2 separate regions of the Homo sapiens genome follow, and region 1 is linked to region 2. A link is a contact called in ENCODE Hi-C or POLR2A ChIA-PET data. All regions are on one chromosome and are shown on one strand. The core of a region is the stretch at or near the end of the contact, and the rest is flanking DNA. Distances in the headings are between cores, read along the strand shown. Region 1 has its middle 20 kb from the start of SLC20A1-DT. Region 2 holds the start of TTL (tubulin tyrosine ligase).

Evidence for each region. A loop is a pair of places that touch in the nucleus more often than their neighbours do. ChIA-PET counts read pairs that join two places held with the same protein, here RNA polymerase II (POLR2A). Pooled maps may share reads with other maps.
Region 1: a map of naive thymus-derived CD4-positive, alpha-beta T cell shows a loop between it and region 2 (3-fold over the local background). The contact joins the enhancer-like site here to the promoter of TTL in region 2. A Hi-C loop is called at or near these places in 1 of 168 maps with a recorded cell type or tissue (naive thymus-derived CD4-positive, alpha-beta T cell) and 7 of 50 pooled maps. POLR2A ChIA-PET finds 5 or more read pairs at or near these places in 5 of 52 experiments (HEK293T, HepG2, IMR-90 and 2 more).

What each region holds. Positions count from the first base shown.
Region 1 is chr2:112,621,135-112,627,027 of GRCh38, forward strand. It overlaps the pseudogene RPS20P11. Among named protein-coding and RNA genes, the nearest start is that of SLC20A1-DT, 20 kb to the right of the region's middle. RefSeq lists an enhancer at 3,346-3,485. Within about 2 kb of position 3,402, at least 10 of the 41 ENCODE cell types and tissues checked have a DNase peak (open chromatin) inside an H3K27ac peak, as active enhancers do.
Region 2 is chr2:112,477,664-112,483,409 of GRCh38, forward strand. It overlaps TTL (tubulin tyrosine ligase), which reads left to right and starts at 4,493. Exons shown (of 7, transcript NM_153712.5): 1 at 4,493-4,838. The coding sequence starts at 4,682. RefSeq lists an enhancer at 3,824-3,893 and silencers at 4,214-4,603, 5,164-5,263.

The DNA of each region.
Region 1 (5,893 bases), core at 2,152-4,651, 140 kb after region 2:
CTTAGAACAGGCTGTGTGTCCCTACACTGGGAAGGGTGCATGACCTTGGGTAAGACTGTTCCTGTGGGCCAAGGACATTCTTGGAAGAGGTTTCACCTGTGAATCATTAGCAGTCCATACTCTAGCAGCTCATGGAATCACTGCTTAGGTCCTGATGGGAAATTCTGAGAGGTATCCAAAGGTTCACTACACATTGTAAAGTCGTAGATGTGGAGCCCACACTGCCACCATAATTAAGGCTGCGGCAGGTCTTTCCACTACCTTCTGTGAAGCTGCCTGCTGCTAGGAGATGTGGCATGTAGTAAGCAGGAACTCCATAGCCATGGCCCATAGCTTAACATCTTTTATCATGAAAACATGCCCATGGACAAATAATTTGTATGTAAGACATCATTGCAATTGAATAAGCATTTGTAAATCTATGAATATATGGTGCTGGAGGAAGTGCTGTGGGCGGGATAAGCAAACCCATGAATATGTTTGTGTTAATCCACCTTCATTCTCCACCAACATTTGCCTCTTGCACTGACCAAATAGGTGAGGTAATAATGGTGTTATGGAAATCAGTAGCCCTGCATCTTTCAAATCTTTATGGAACTAATTTCTGCAATGTCATCAGGCACAGAATTGTTTTTTTTTTAACAACTGGTAATCAATTTATTAAAATAGTTGACTTAAGCATCTGCAATGGTAACTTCCACCTCAACTCCTGGCTCAATACTGATGGAAGTAATCTGCTTAACAATCTCAGAAGGACTGTGCAAGTCAATGAGTCGCTTGTGAATTCTCATCTGGAAATGATCCCAGGTCTTAGAATCTTCACCACAAGTAGTTTTTCTTGTAGTGATTCTCAAAGTCTTGGCAGGCATTCGAACTGGTCCTTTCACTTTGAGATTCTTTTCCTTTGCGCCTCTGATTAAGTCATCACACACCTTTTCCAGGGATTTTACATTGCGGCTTGTTAGGGTGATTCGAATTTGGTGAATGGCCACCTCCGGCTCCACGGGTGTTTTCCGGTATCCTTAAAAGCCAAGGCTGCTGCGCGGCTTCCTGACCGACTTGTTCCTCGGCGAGAGTGAACAGCGGTAAGTCAGGAGCAGGAGCGTCTGAACGAGAAATCCTCAGCACCTACGACCGCGTCTTCCTCCACAGAATTGTTTTTAGGTTATTATCTTGGTTGTAGGTGGCCCTTTCAAGGATTCTAACTGGGCATTCCCACCATGACAGACCGCATTCCTCGGATAAGGACAGCAAGGCTGGCAAAATAGCCACACGGTGTGCCTGGGATCCTACCTGACCCACTGTGAGGTGGACTCTGGCCAAGACCTGTCTATCCCCTGACCTCCCTAAGCCTCTCTCCAATTGACCATAGAGATTCCAGGGATTAGGCTCAGATAATACCAGTATCTACACATGTGGCTTCCAGTAAAATGAGCACAGACTGAGATTACAGAACCCAATTCCTGGCCCTCTCTGCTGCTAAATATCTATCAGGAAAGATCCTCCCTGAGCTTGCTTACTCATCTGTAAGTTGGAGCCAAAAATGTTCTTTGGATCGTGTGTCATTTGTGCAGATGTGATAAGATTACACACGTCAAGTGCTTTACACATTGCCTAATAAGTACCATTCACCGTTTCTTCTGCAGAGTGTAAAGAGGAAGATAAATTATCTATTACTATTTAGCAGTATTTTAATAACTTTTATGCACTTTTAATTTATTTCCAAATTTTTTCTTTTCTTTTTTTTTTCTTTTCTTTTCTTTTTTTTTTTTTTTTTTTTCAGTAGAGACAGAGACTCTCTTTGCTGCCCAGGATGGAATGCAGTGGCAGTCATAGCTCACTGAAGGCTTGAACCTCTGGGCTCAAGTGATTTTCCTGCCTCAGCTTTCTGAGTAGCTGGGACTATAAGCATGCACCACCATGCCTTACTATTTCTTTTCTCTTTTCTTTTCTTTTTTTTTTTTTTTTTTTTGAGACGGAGTCTCGCTCTGTCACCCAGGCTGGAGTGCGGTGGCTTGATCTCGGCTCACTGCAACCTCCACTTCCCAGGTCCAAGTGATTCTCCTGCCTCAACCTCCCAAGCAGCTGGGACTACAGGCGTGTGCCACCATGCTCAGCTAATTTTTGTATTTTTAGTATATTGGTCAGGCTGGTCTTGAACTCCTGACCTCGTAATCCACCCACCTTTGCCTCCCAAAGTACTGGGATTACAGGGTGAGGCACCACGCCCAGCCACCTGGCTATTTCTTAAAAAAAATTTGTAGAGATGGGGTCTTGATATGTTGCCTAGGCTCAAATTTTGTCATCTTTTAGATAACAGGATTTGGGGCTGGGTGCAGTGGTTCACACCTGTAATCCCAGCACTTGGGGAGGCCTAGGTGGGCAGATCATGAGGTCAGGAGTTCGAGACCAGCCTGGCCAATATGGTGAAACTCTATCTCTACTAAAAATGCAAAAATTAGCCGGGCATGATGGCGGGCGCCTGTAATCCCAGCTACTCAAAAGGCTGAGGTGCGAGGAGAATTGCTTGAACCCGGGAGGCAGAGGTTGCAGTGAGCTGAGATTGTGCCATTGCACTCCAGCCTGGGCGACAGAGCGAGACTCTGACTCAAAAAAAAAAAACCAAAAAAAATTTAAAAAAAAATTAAAAAACAAAACAAAACAGGATTTAGGGATAAGAATTTAGGACTAAGTCAATTTTCTATGAATATTCTTACATGTCAAATTTCGAAGGCCCAGACTCAAATGACTTGATTCTTATTTTCAAATAATTGGGCTGTAAGATTTATCTGTTACTTCTTAACATATAATTTGTACACCTGTCTAGGATTTAACTTGGAAAAGATTTTTCAAAACTTGGTACGATTATATAAAATGTGTGCTTATGACCATAGCTGGTAGGCATGTGAGATGGTAAGGCATTTCCGCAGAGCAGAGGTTCATAAAAGCTTTATCATGCATCAGAGCTATCCGGAAGGCTTTTTAAAACACAGATTGCTCAGCTGGGCGCAGTAGGGTGCGCCTGTAGTCCTAGCTACTTGGGAGGCTGAGGCAGAAGGATCTTTTGAGCCCTGGAGTTTGAGGCTACAGCATGCTATGATTGTGCCTGTGAATAGCCACTGCACTCCAGCCTGGGCGGCCTAGCAAGACCCTGTCTCTAAAACAATAACATCAACTAAAACAAAAACCACGCAGATTGCTGGACCCCAACCTAGAGTTTCTGATCCAGTAGTATTGGGGTGGGGCCTGAGAATTTGCATTTCTGACAAGTCCCCAGATGATGTTGATCCTTATTCTCCTGGCCCATAGACCACTTAATTAAAGCCAGCAAAGTAGTCATCAACGTTGACCCAGGATATAAGCTGAAGATGATGAACAGCCTTGAGGCAGTAAGGGAGGCCTGCCCTCCAACATCAGGAAGCCAAGTGAAGGCGTGACTCACCAGGGCAGGGTGGGGTTCCTGCGTGTGAGAAACCAGAATTGAGAGCTGCACCAGCTGTGTGGCCCCAGGTTTCTCAGGGTGAGGAGAGGCAGCCCAGGGGAAAGGCACTCGGGACCACACCCCAACTCACCTACCCTGTGTAAGTTTTTTCCATTGCATGTATCAACATCTAACATGTCATATATTTGATTTACCTCATTTATTCTCTGACTCCTTGCCTCCTGTTAGAATATAGGTTCTCTAGAACAAGGATTTTTATATGTTTTATAGAAGAACAGTAACTGAATCATAGCAGGTGTTCAAATACTGACTGAATGCATGCCTATATACATATAACTATGTTCATGATACTGTTTCTAGAAGGATCCACAAGAAAATGGCAGCAGACTGTCTCTGGGCAAGGGAAATGGAGGAATGGGTGGGGCAACTAAAACTTTTTACTGACTCTATAGCTCTTTGAATTTTTCCTTTTTTTTTTTTTTTTTTTGAGATGGAGTCTTGCTGTGTCACCCAGGCTGGAGTGCACTGGCGCAATCTTGGCTCACTGCAACCTCTGCCTCCGGGGTTCAAGCAATTCTCCTGTCTCAGCCTCCCGAGTAGCTGAGATTACAGGCATGCATCACCATGCCCGGCTCATTTTTGTATTTTTAGTAGGGACAGGGCGGGAGTGGGGGAGGGTTTCACCATGTTGGCCATGTTGGCCAGGCTGGTCTTGAACTCTTGACCTTGTGATCCACCCGACTCAGCCTCCCAAAGTGCTGGGATTACAGGTGTGAGCCACAGCGCCCAGCCGAATTTTTCCTATGTATCTCATCTAGCTAATCAAAAACAGATCTCTATTGTTGATTAGGAAATATAAATTGGAAGAGAAATAGGTATAATAGGAAAAACCTGAGGGAGCCCCATTCCCCCTCCCCAAATCTGGTGAGATCATTGTGTAGAGCTAAGTGAGAACGCCTGAAATATGCTTGAAGAAACGTTCATCTTTGATGGGGCATTCAGCTCAGTCTCATGCAGCCCTACCCCAGCCCCAAACTGGGCCTGGTCCTATCCCAGGACAACCCTAGGGGGGCCCCAGAGTTCCCTCCTAGAAACCAGAAGTTCCCAGCCCTTCCTGCTGCCCACCCCACCCCATGGACACGTGCCCATGTGTCAAGTAACAACAGTTAATAGTGAAGTGGGCTAGAAACACCCTGTGGCTGCCTCAGGAAGGAGAGAATATCTCTAAGTCCAGTGAGCTCAAGGTGGAACAAGAATCCAGGTGTTCAAAGGGAAGGCAGAAGGAAATGATGAGAGAAAAGGGGGATTTGTGCTCATCTCAGCAGGAACCTGGGTTGGGGCTGAGGAACTAGGAGAAGCCATGCCCCGGGGAGCCTGGAGGAAGATGCCCAGGCCAGAGCACCAGCTTGGAATTGGGAGAGCCAGGCAGGACCCCGAGTAGACATTAGGGGTTAGCGTCTGTTAGAGGAAGTTGAGGAAGAAAAACAATAAAGTTGCCCTTCCAAACAAGACAGAAGCAGTTTCTACCGTAGGTAACCGCTGGCCTAGTTATTTATTCAATATATATTCACTGAGCACATCGTCGTGCTAGGCCCTATGTCAGAAAAGGGATTTTGGGGCCAGGCACGGTGGCTCATGCCTATAATCCCAGCACTTTGGGAGGCTGATATTGGCAGATCGCCTGAGGTCAGGAGTTCAAAACCAGCCTGGCCAACGTAGTAAAACCCTGTCTCTAGGAAAAACACAAAAATTAGCTGGGCATGGTGGCTGGTGCCTGTAGTCCCAGCTACTCCGGAGGCTGAGGCAGGAGAATCACTTGAACCCAGGAGGCGGAAGTTGCAGTGAGCTGAAATTGCACCACTGCACTCCAGCCTGGGTGACAGAGCGAGATTCTGTCTCAAAACAAAAAAGAAAAAAGAAAGGGATTTTAATTAAATGCAGACTTACAGGACCTGAGACTACCTTCCTAGAGACTGAGTCTTCTTTGGAAGGCGGCAGGGATGCAGCAGCCCACAATCAAGCCATTCCCACCTCACGAATGTGGAGAATCTGAGAGGGGGTGCCTCCTTCCCCTGTGGGATTTTCTGTGGTCTCAGACCCCACAGCAGCTTCTATGCTCACCCAGCAGAGGGCAGCCTGAGCTCAGGCGCCATCTTCCCAGCACCTGCTTAGGAGACGGGACAGATGGGCACCTAGCCCCCTCACTGCCCACTGCAGGGTGGGCATGGTGCCCACTTGCTGGTGGCAGCAGCACCAGAGAAACAGGATGCACCAGGAGGCTGTAAAAAAAGGCTGTTTTTGAGTTCTCCCTAAGCCGTGATGGTGCTGCCTGGCAGATGCTCGGCCCTGGCATGCTGCCACACTCACCCTCTGTAGCATCCTGAGACTAAGGATCATCTCCTTCTCATTCCAGAGCAGCCTGCTCACCCTGCTTCTACTCCCTGTTTCTCC
Region 2 (5,746 bases), core at 3,243-5,742:
TGAGTCTTTCAGTCATGAACATGGTACATCCTTTCATTTATTTTATGCTTTTAAATTTTCTCTCGATTATGCTTTGTAATTTTCAGTGTAGAGGCAATGCACAGCTTTCATTAGATACTCCTAATTATTTCACATTTATATTGATGCTACTGTAAATCGTATCTTTTAAAAATTTTTTTTCTATTTCTTTGTTGTTGACATACAGAAATACAATTTATATCTGTATATATACCTTGTATCTAGTGACTTTACAATGTTCAGTTATTCATTCAATTAGTATAGGTTCTTCAGGATCCACTATGTATAGAACCATATCATATGGGAAAAGTGACAGTTTTATTTTTTTCAAATTTTCCCTTAATAAACGGGTTATTTGATGGTACTATAAATGAAATTGTTTTCTTAATTTTTTCTTGGATTATTTTGGGCTGTTCCAAAAGTTTGCTGAATTTGTTTATTAATTCTATTAATTCTAATTTGTTTATTAATTCTAACATTTCGTGGGTATGTATGTGTGGGTAGTCCTTAAGGGTTTTTTTGGTAGAATTTTCTACATATATGTTATCTGCGAATAGAATCAATCTCTTTAATAGGTGTGAAATTATTCAGATTTTGTATTTCTGTGTCATTTTTGGTAAACTGGATTTTTCAAGGAAGTAGTCTATTTTGTCCACACGTCAAATTCATTTGCAAAAATTGATCATAGGATCTTCTTTCTTTCTTTCTTTTTTTGAGACGGAGTTTCGCTCTTGTTGCTCAGGCTGGAGTGCAGTGGCGCGATCTTGGCTCACGGCAACCTCCGCCTCCCGGGTTCAAGACCGTCTCCTGCCTCAGCCTCCCGAGTAGCTGGGATTACAGGCGTGCGCCACCACGCCCAGCTGATTTTTTGTATTTTTAGTAGAGGCAGGGTTTCTCCATGTTGGTCAAGCCGATCTCAAACTCCCGACCTCTGGTGATCCACCCGCCTCGGCCTCCCAAAGTGCTGGGATGACAGGCGTGAGCCACCGCGCCTGGCCGGATCTTATTGTTTTTAATACCTTCAGGATCTCTAGTGATGTTTCTTTTTTCATTAAAAAATTTGTTTAAAAATATTTTTAAATCTTCTTGCATCTGACCTTTTTCATTTTAACTTTGATTGTTCTTCCTTTCATTTGTTGGTCTTGAATGCTTAACAATTTTAAATTTTTTAAAATATATCCCCTTTGCCTTTGATTTCTTTATTGTACATTTATTTTCTACTTCCTTGATTTCTTCCCTTAGGATTTATTTCCTTTTACTTACTTTGGGTTTTGCTTATTATTCTTTTTCTAGTTTCATGAGATGGAAGCTTAATTGATTTTCAGTCTTCTTTTAAAAACATACGTACTTGGCCCACGCCTGTAATCCCAGCACTTTGGGAGGCCGAGGCGGGCGGATCACGAGGTCAGGAGATCGAGACCATCGTGGCTAACACGGTGAAACCCCGTCTCTACTAAAAAAAAAAAAAAAAAAAAGAATACAAAAAATTAGTCGGGCGTAGTGGCGGGCGCCTGTAGTCCCAGCTACTCGGGAGGCTGAGGCAGGAGAATGGCGTGAACCCGGGAGGCAGAGCTTGCAGTGAGCCGAGATCACACCACTGCACTCCAGCCTGGGCCACAGAGCCAGACTCCGTCTCAAAAACAAAACAAAACAAAAAAAAACACATATGTACTTTAGACTGTAATTTTTTTATTAAAAACAGCTTTAGCTGTATCCTACCAGTTTTGCTATGCCATATCTTTATTCTCATTCAGTTAGAAAATACTTTCTCATATTGTGATTTCTTCACGGATTCATGGGTTATTTAGCAGTGTACAATATCACTTAATCTCCATGCAACTTAATTCCACTATTGTCAGAAAAGTGTTCAGAATTATTTCAATCTTTTGAAATTGCTGGAGTTTACTTTATAATCCAGGGTACTGCCAGTTTTGGCAAATTCCTTACATTCTTTGTTCCAATATTGCTGCTGACTGTACGTACTGTCTCCAGAAGAAGAGGGCACATCCAAATTCTAAGGTCTAAGCTAGGAAGTGATACATATCACCTGCTCACATTCTACTGGCAAGAGTATATTCACATATCCACATTTAATGCTTACTGCTAGGGGCTTAATGCTAGGGTGGAGGCAAAGCTGAATTTTCGGAACAGATTCTCCCCCTATAAGACAGCAAGACAGTGGCAAGCTGTCCCACACAGATAGTGTTCCATCAGATTGGTCTGATTTGGACCAGTTTCCTACGTTTTACCAGTCGCTGTGGCAAAAGGGATAGAGAGTAATCCTGTTGGACCAAGCCTGGATATTCATTTCCTTTATCAATAACAGACACTGTTAATCCCACAAGAGCCACAAAAAATGGGTTCCAAGGGGGTCAGGCGCTGCGGCTCATGCCTGTAATCCCAGCACTTTGGGAGACCAAGGCGGGCAGATCACTTGAGGTCAGGAGTTGGGAGATCAGTCTGGCCAATATGGTGAAACCCTGTCTCTACCAAAAATATAAAAAGTAGCCAGGCATAGTGGCCTGTGCCTGTAGTCCCAGCTACTCAGGAGGGTGAGGCAGGAGAATCTCTTGAAACCCGGAGGTGGAAGTTGCCGTGAGCTGAGATCACGCCATTGCACTCCAGCCTGGGCGACAGTGCAAGACTCCCTAACAGACACACACACACACACACACACACACACACACACACGTTCCAAGGAGGAAAGATGAGTTACCTTACAAAGAAAAGGGAATAAGCTGGGTGTGGTGGCTCACGCCTGTAATCCCAACAGTTTGGGAGGCTGAGGTGGGAGGATGGCTTGAGTTGAGGAGTTCGAGACCAGCCTGGGCAATATGGTGAGACCCTGTCTCAAAAAAAAGTGGGGTGGGGAATAAGTAGTACCGTACAGAACCTACAGCTAAAAGAAACAAAAATGGTGCTCGCTACAAAAAGTGAGAAAAAGGAAAAAGGTAGCTTCTGGATTTGGAAATTCAAAGGTCACTGGTGTTCCTAATGAGATCCACGGTTGTGGAGTGGCAGAGAGAAGCCACCTGTGGCACAGGAGTCGTCAGTAGGAGTCGCAGGAGGAATTGATGCAGCATGGTGGGAGTGGACGTCACTTTCAAGGTGATCAGCCGTGAAGAGCGGCAAACACAGCGTCTTGGCTCGAGTTCCCCCAAACGGTGCCCCCTGGAACAAGAATTTGAGCACGAGTACAGTAGTTTTTTTGGGAGGTGATCCCAGGAAACATCGGTAGTCAGGGAAAGGAAGGAAGCCAACAGAAGATGCCCTGATGAGCAAGTTGCAGCTGTGGACAACCGCAGCCGTGGCCTACAGAGGACCACCGCAATACGCCTAGGACACACGCCTCCCCGCAGGGCACGTGCGGAGGGCGAGAGGGCCAGGGCATTCTCGACCAACTCTATCCCTCGTGGAGGGAGAGCAGCTGGGAAGGAGTGCAAGCACCCAGCACCTCTAAGTCTGCCCCATTTCTGCTCTGAGCGGGCTCTCCACAGCCAGCGGTTGCCTGCAGGTGGAGCCGGTGCGCAAGACAGGCGAGTGAGCGCCTGGCGGCCCCGTGGAATCTGGGCAACGATGGGAAGGAGAAGGGCGCTTTTACAATGTGCTCGGGTAGATACCGTGAGCATCGGGGGACAGGAAGGGGAGAGGCCCCAGGGTGTTCTTTATCTACAGGAGAGTAAAAGATGCAAGGCGCAGGGCTGATGTGGGTAATTTATGAGGGACTGTAGGAAGTTTGGGGGAGCTCTGATGATCATTGCCTTCTCTTTGTATCTCAAATGCAGCAGCACAGTCTTCAGAGTGGGCTATCAGAACCGAAGGGACTTTTAAGAGCCACTCTCCGCCGCTCATAAGGGGAAATCGAGGTCCGGAGAAGGGAAAGCAAGTGGCTGAATGCCGGTAAAAGGCAGGAAAAGAGCGGAGCCCAGGGCTCCAGGGGGTCGGTTTGGGACCTGCTTCCACCAGCAGAGTCTAAGGTCATCCCCTTGGCCGTGCGCCACCCTGGGCTCAGCCGAAGGAAGGAGCACTCGACACAAACAAAACCGACGCTCCGGGTCTCCGTAGTCGTTAAGCAAAGAGGAAGAGGAAGCGCTTCTTCATTAGGCCACAGGACCGGGCCTTAGAACTTTTGGGTTTTATCCATTAAAGGTCCTTTGGCAATAGAAGAAAAACCCAGATCGAGCCCTGCAAACTGGGATCTTCCGCCGGCACCGCCCCCCGGCTGCGACCCGGGGCTCGGAAAGAACCACCCCAGGCCCGGGCTCCGGTTCCACCGCACAGTCCGCCCGCTGCGGTAAAGCCGCGCCCACCGCCGCGGGTCTCCAACCCTGCGCCGCCGCCGCCCCCGGGGGAGGGTACGGAAAGGGCGCGGCGCCGCCGCCCACGGGCTCCTCCAGAGCGCGGCGGGGCCGGGCCGCGCGGAATCACGGGACAGAGGCGGGGCCGCGCCGGCGGGGGCGGGCGTGCGAGCGGCGCTTTCCTCTCCGGCACCCGGCGGGCGCCCGGGCGCGGCGCCGCCGGCACCCGAGAGGCGCGGTAGCCGGCGCGGGCGGCGGGGGCCGGGCCGCGGCGGGCGCCCGGGCGGGGTCCGCGCTGAGCCGCCTTCTCGGCCGCCTGGTCCCTGCGGCGGCTGCCCGGCGGCCCGGGCGCGCGGCGCTTCGCCATGTACACCTTCGTGGTACGCGATGAGAACAGCAGCGTCTACGCCGAGGTCTCCCGGCTGCTCCTCGCCACCGGCCACTGGAAGAGGCTGCGGCGAGACAACCCCAGATTCAACCTGATGCTGGGAGAGAGGAATCGGCTGCCCTTCGGGAGACTGGGTGAGCCCCTCCCCGATTCCCGTCTGCCCTCCTCGGAGCGGCCCTGCGCGCCTCCCGCGGCCCGTTAGAACCGGCGCTTTTGTTTTTAAAGGTCATACATTTTCTCCTCTGTCGCTTGTCGGGCACATCAGAAACGGATTCGGAAAGATCGAAACCTGTCGTTTTTAATGCTTTCTTGTCTCCTAACTTGGATTTAGAGTCGGAGTCGCGGTGCGGCCACTCGGGGCCGCAGCTACCTCCCGACGGTGACCGGTCCCTGCAGCCCGGGAGACGCTGGCCGCCGGGGCTGGGACCTGAGGCGCGAGTCTAGCGGCTCCCCCGGGCCGAAGCCCCCAGATTTGGCGGGTCCGCCGCGCTGGGCGCGGCTCCGCAGAGCGGGCGGCTGGAGTCATCTTTTGCAGCTCGTCTGCACTGAGGATTTCTCCCTGCTTGGCGTGGGCGCGGGCGGGGGAGCCGTAGGTGTTGAAACCCCTGAGGCTTCTGCCCCCCGAAGGCGCGGAGGAGCGATCAGAGGATTTGGAAAAGACCCCCGGATTCCAAAAGCAGGAGCTGCAGAAGAGACCCTAGCCCAGGGAAGTGTGGAGGGATGTCTGATTATAAACCTTTCCTTAGTTTCACCAAATAATGTGTTTTCGCAGTTCTGCATTGGATTAAGATCTTACACGAGGCTGCGTTCGCCCTCCCTGTCTTCCCTGCTCTCCCCGAGGGAATTACCTTCATCCACATGGTTGAAGCTGGCTGGGCACCACCATACCCACATGTCCACGGGTAGGAAAGCGCAGGAGATAGGAGGGGACTAGCGGCTCCTTTGTAAGTGATGTCATCCAGAAGTTGCCCAGATCGGTTCAACTCACATCCTATTGACCTGAGCATAGTCTCATGGCCTCCCTCTCTGCACAGTCATCTGG